Linked DNA regions of Homo sapiens: region 2 is linked to region 1. The links are chromatin loops, found by intact Hi-C in ENCODE. Cell type or tissue: chondrocyte. All regions are shown on one strand. Links, peaks and the distances in the headings refer to the core of each region. The heading gives the core; the rest is flanking DNA. Region 1 has its middle 110 kb from the start of LINC02181. Region 2 overlaps LINC02181 (long intergenic non-protein coding RNA 2181).

Region 1 (2,912 bases), core at 319-2,818:
CGCTTCTGCTCCATAGACTCTGCCCTTCTAGAGTGTAGGGCCATGGGTGCCCATGGCCCAGGTCCACACCCCTCACCCAGCACTGGGAATCTAATTGCTGCTCAATAAAATCCCATGATAACCAACTGAGTGTTTCCAAATTGGCTCTCTGATATCATCTAGATATGACCTCTCACCTGCCCATAAAATGAAATGAAATCCATAGGACAAAATTTGACCATGAATTTATTCTCATTCTGCATCCAGCCTTTTGAGTGATAATAATAATAATAGCCCATATTTACCGACTCTTGTTTTGGCTGGGTGTCCCCCAAAGCAAACCTACAGACAAGGGATTTAGGGACCTGGGCCCAAGTGAATTACTTTGGAGGTAAATTTAGAAAGTACCAGGAGGGGAATGGGGAAATGAGGCCCAGAGGTGAGAAAGCCAACCATGAATGGGTGGTAGCAGGGTGACTGGACTCTGGTCTGTTGGGACCCTTTATAGAGGCCTGTGGAAGATGCCTCAGAATTATCTTCCCAAGAAACACACGCAGGGGTGTTTCCCATCTACTCCATCCCTCCTCGGGGGGCTGCTCTGAGGACATTGATTCCCTGCACAGCCCAAGGATGCTCTTTCAGCCTAGAAAGTTCTCTGGTGGAGGGAGGCAAGTGCTGAAAGAAGGAAGCTATGAGTGGGCTCAGGAATGATCCACCAAAGTTTCTGGCCTCTGGGGAGGCTGAGGGGGAATCTGGCCACTCCAGGTTTGCCACAAATGTTTTTGTCTGTGCCAGGAACACTGCCAGGGACTTTGCAGTCATCTCCTGTTCTGATTTTACCTTAACCCTCCCAAGAGGCAGTATCTATTGCCCACCAGTCTTATCACCATTTTAAATAGGAGAAACTGAGATTCAGGGAAGTGAAGGAGTTTGCCGGTGGTCATTCTGAGCAGCTGGAAAGAGAGACCTTGAAACCCATTTATCTGTCTGATTCCAAATCCCAGACCCTAACCGCGGTGTGGGGGCTTCCAGAAAAGCAAGCCCGAGGAAAGGGTCTGGATGCCACCCCATGGGGGCCATGTCGGGTAGGTGGTAGCCGCAGAGGAAAAGCTGAGTCACTGCACCTGAAATTCTGCTGATCGGACCCATCCGCACACTTTTAGGAAAAACAAGCCACTCTCTTTGATCAATGTCCAGGGCCATGATGGGCTCAGGTTCAAAAACAACACATCCCTAAAGTGTGGAAGCCCTTTGGGTTCTGGGAAAGTGGGAGAATGGATTTGCTCTTCCTGAAGTTTATTCAAGGTTTCCTCCTCACTGGGTTGCCCAAGCCTCCTTGGGAGAGGCAGCGTGGCAGCAGACCCCTCAACCACGCCAACACGGCAGGGCTCAGGGCAAGGACGGACGGCGCCAGCCCCGTCAGCACATGGCAGGATGCAGACCTTTCAGGAGAGACCTTGAGGAAGCACGGAGTCCAGAGGAAGGCCTCAGTTTCCCTGCAGGTGCACCCTTTGGGTGGCCACGGGCCGAGAGCTGTTCTAACCATGCGTGTGTGTTCCGCAGCTTCCAGCAGCACCAGCACTGTGAAATACCCAATCAAACAAGTCCAGCCGAGTTTAGGGCATACCCTCATTATCACAGTAAACGTCAGCATTGTATTCAGCCAAGAAAAGAACGACCTATGGGATTCTTTCTTTCCATAGTCACTTAAACTCTTCCAAATTTTTAAATACTTTCTGAAATTTTTCCTAGATCTTTTTATCACATACCTGTGCAACCAAAGTTTCACATCGATAGTGACTTCAAGATTTTGAAGAGGGACGTTCACATGTCAGCCAAGAATTGCACATAGCTATTTCCAGCATAAAACCTGACTTCCTTTAAGAAAGCTATGTTTGGGGAGGTGGTGGGTAAAAGGAGTGACTTCTAACAAGCATGGTTTTTCGGGGGCGATGATGAAAATGTTCTAAAATTGATTATTGTGATAGTTGCATAAATCTGTGAGGACACTAAAATCACTGAACTGGAAACTTTCCATGGCTGAATTCTACGGTAGATTAATTACACCTCAATAAGACTGTTATGAAAAAGAAAGTTACATTCACAGAAGTACGCTAAAGCTTCTCATTAACATTTTTGAAATGATTCATTTGGGCACTGCCTATTCAAATATAAAGTCATTTATTATTTATTTCATGTAAATGAAAATAGAATTAGCATCCTATTTTCCTGTAATTATTTTACAGAAAGGAAACAGGGACGCCCCCAAATCCTCTGCTTACCCCACCACCGTGCATACAGATATGGTTATCGTGTATGTGTCACCCTGCAGGAATGATGGGAATGTCCTGAAATAAAGTCCTTTGGTCCTCTATACAGGACAGCCAAGGAGATGGAAAGATCAGATGACACTGAAAATATTCACGGCCAGCCTGGCTGGGGCCTGGGCAGTCAGAACAAACACCCCTGGAGGCATTGGGCCCCAGCAGGTACCCTCGGGTGAGTAAGGGCTGCAGGTTAAACTGCTCAGGTTGGGGAAGCAAACTCCTCCCTCGCCTGACCCCCACCTCCCCAGACAGGCTGCTGCCTTCAGCCGCTTCCCTGTCTCTCTCCCTTTTCTGCTCCAAGGGGGGATTTTTTTTTAGCTTTTATTTTAGGCTCAGGGGTACACGAGCAGGTTTGTTATACAGGTAAATTGCCTGTCGCAGGGGTTTGGTGTGCAGACTGTTTCCCCACCCAGGTGATAAACATAGCATCCAGTAGTTTTTGGAATCTCACCCCCTCTCCCCCACACCATCAGGTGGGGGTCTGCAGCCCAGCTCAACTGCCGTGCCTGGGAAAGCTCTGCAGACCCCCTCCAGGCCTCATCATCTCCATCCTGCTGTGAGCAGCTAGGCTCCTGGCTTCTCCTGCCGCGTCCCCCAACATGCTGA
Region 2 (2,912 bases), core at 145-2,644, 120 kb after region 1:
CAATTTTTTGGTGTTAATTCTAGTATGATCACCTCCGTGCAACTGTACAAATCTGAATGACTCTCTCACCAGAGGCACTAATTCTATTTTCTTCAGTTCATACCTATCGAATAGCTCTCTCTGTTCTGCTAAGGAAGCAAAGTAAAGTACTTGGGACATAGAAGTTCATATTTTCTCCATATCATTTTACAAAGGTTCACTGATGCAAACGTGGTTCAATAAACAATGTTTATTTTTTATGGGTTAGTATCTTGCTCAAGAAAATTAGAACTAAGTTTCAGGAAGATTTATTTACATTTTGACTATTGTTCACTGGCCACTGCCACTCAATACTTAAATGACTTTCTCCCCAAAGGGCAAAATCTTTAAAGCAGAACAGAATTTATTTAAACAGCTGGTTTTTTGCACAATCATTTTATTAATACATAGGCTCGAGTTATGAATAGTGAGTGACTTGCACAATTTTTAAATTCATACAACTATAAAACTAACATGTCATTCAATTAAATTTTTAAAGAACTGTACAAGATTAATTACTACCAGGCTCGATGAAGTCATTGTCCTAAGCTACATTTACATATTTCTAAGTCTTTAAGTAGTATTTCAAACTGGAGGCAAATGAATACTGCTTCATTTTTTTTTTCCAGAATAAAGGATAACATCATTCTTAGGAAAAGGAATAAATCTTTTTGTTGCTGTTGTTGAATGCCAGTTTGTTTACAATACTTGTCAACATGCACACTACTTCTTTTTAAATTAAAAAAAGATATCGCAAATCATTACTTAAAACATAGTAAGAAATCACGTCATCCCATGAAGAGTCTAAACATTGAAATTATTCAAAATTGTTTTAAAATTATTTTAATTTTAATATCAAATATGTTGAAGAGTGATAAGCACCATCCTTAGTTGAGATTCTCTGTAGCAAGAGATGGGGATAGAAAAATGTTTGTTTTTAAAATAAACTAGAAACTTTTCTGAGTGGGGAAGAGGAGAAGATTACCCTGGAATCACTCAAGGGAGGTGGAGGTTTAACGCGTCTAAGAAGCTGGTTTACCATTTTAGCAGGTGCTGATGTAGTGAAATACAATGTCCAGGGTGCGTATTCACGCCACCACTGCATGAAAAGGAAAACGCTTTTTGAGAAGGCGAGACTACCATTATCTATACCTGCCTGGTTTCATTTGACCATTTTTACGCACATAACATTTCATATAACATAAAATGTACGTTCTTCATGATTACTCTAGGAGAAAGGTGAGGATCTTTTATTTTTTTAAATATGGGCAACTGATAAAATATTGAAATAGCTACTACGTTATTCCATTTTTATCTCAAACATTTCCAGGAAGTATTTCTTTAAACTCTAGCTGGGCACTATCTCAGACTGTTTGAGGAGGGTGAGCTATTTGTTAATTAACATTTGGCTTAAATACTATAAATGCTCTTTGATAGATTAGCACATTTCAGGAGAGGCCTCAAAAAGTTTTTCTTCTTGGGTTTAGAGCCCGATGGATACACCCTGGGAGAGGCGACGGGGTGGCCCCTGTGACTTCGGGCTGCGACGCGGTGTCGTCCCCACCCCCACCCCCCTCACTCTAGAAGTCACAGCGCCATCTACTGGACAGCGGACAAACCTCCCCACCCAGGGACGGGCTTCTCTGTTTAAGGCCATCCAAACTAGAAAGCTTAAAAATGCGTTTAAGAGGTAGAATACCATAGTTTACGGAACAGAAGAACAAGAACAAAACTCTCTAATCAAAATCACAGGGACCTGGAAATATTGGTCTATAGCAATTTGGTTTTTGGGGGTTTTGTTGTTGTTGTTGTTGTTTCGGGGGCGGGGAGGGAGTTGGTTTTGGTTTTTTGGTTGGTTTTTGTTTTTGTTTTTGTTTTGAGACGGTCTCACTCTGTCATTCAGGCTGGAGTGCAGTAGTGCGATCTCCACTCAATGCAGTCTGGACCTTCTGGGCTCAAGCGACCCTCCTGCCTCAGCCTCCCGAGCAGCTGGGAACACAGGCGCACACCACCACGCCCGGCTAATTTTTAAATTTTTTGTAGAGACAGGGCATTGCTATGTTTCCCAGGCTGGTCTCAAACTCCTGAGCTCAAGCGATCCTCCCGCCTCGGCCTCTCAAAGTGCTGGGATTACAGGCAGGAGCCACCACGCCTGGCCTATAGCAATTTTGAAAACTGGCTCAAGCCCATTCCTCTATCCCCTGACATAACCCCCCAAAGAGAAGACTTTTTAAAAAGGTAAGAAAACTGTTTTTTTTTCATTTTTAAGAGTTTTATATTAGCTATAAATTTCTGGAGTAAAGATTTGGTTCCACCTAGTCAGCTCCCACATTTTTCTCCCCATCATCCTTGGGGCTAAGGTGTAGGAGAGCTGGGTAGAGACACACACACTCACACACACGCGCACACACACGCACACACAGACACACACGTGCGCACACACACGCACCCAGACACACGCGCGCGCACATACACGCACACACATGCACCCAGACACGCACACACGCGCACACAGACACGCACACGCATGCACACACACAAAAACACTCCTTGTGATGGAGCTCTTTAATCCTCCTGGACCCTGAACGCTTTGGTGAACACAAGCGTACAAAACTAGGATAACCCAAATATTATTCTGAATTCTTTTTTTCAGTCGTTTAAGCAAAACAACTTTCATTTTTAAAGTTTATGTGATTTTTCCTTATAAATATCATCACATTCCACGATACATCTGTCCGATGTCGATTTCTGGACTTTCTTACGCAAATAACCATCCTGCCTTCCTCCTCCTTTTCCCTCCTAACTGATCATTAGATTTGCCTTGAAATTCCAGTATTAATTGCTTTATCTTGGAAATGAAAGGCAGGGTATTCTTTTCACAGAGAACTCTATAG

What was found. Hi-C counts contacts between places; a loop is a spot of excess contacts. Peaks named below come from ENCODE experiments on the same cell type or tissue, not always from the same donor. Only the 100,000 strongest peaks of a DNase experiment are listed, where the experiment ranks them.
Region 2: it touches region 1 in a loop (2.1-fold over the local background); 5 of 110 quality-filtered maps call a loop at or near these places.

The regions. Positions count from the first base shown.
Region 1 is chr16:86,944,216-86,947,127 of GRCh38, forward strand. No RefSeq gene overlaps it. Among named protein-coding and RNA genes, the nearest start is that of LINC02181, 110 kb to the right of the region's middle. In chondrocyte, for the core only: no CTCF peak of the experiment used is centred there; DNase peaks (open chromatin) are centred at 1,456 and 2,466.
Region 2 is chr16:87,061,247-87,064,158 of GRCh38, forward strand. It overlaps LINC02181 (long intergenic non-protein coding RNA 2181), which reads left to right. Exons shown (of 3, transcript NR_126008.1): 3 at 1,506-2,745. Among named protein-coding and RNA genes, the nearest start is that of LINC02181, 4.9 kb to the left of the region's middle. In chondrocyte, for the core only: a CTCF peak has its summit at 1,628 (motif pointing left); no DNase peak of the experiment used is centred there.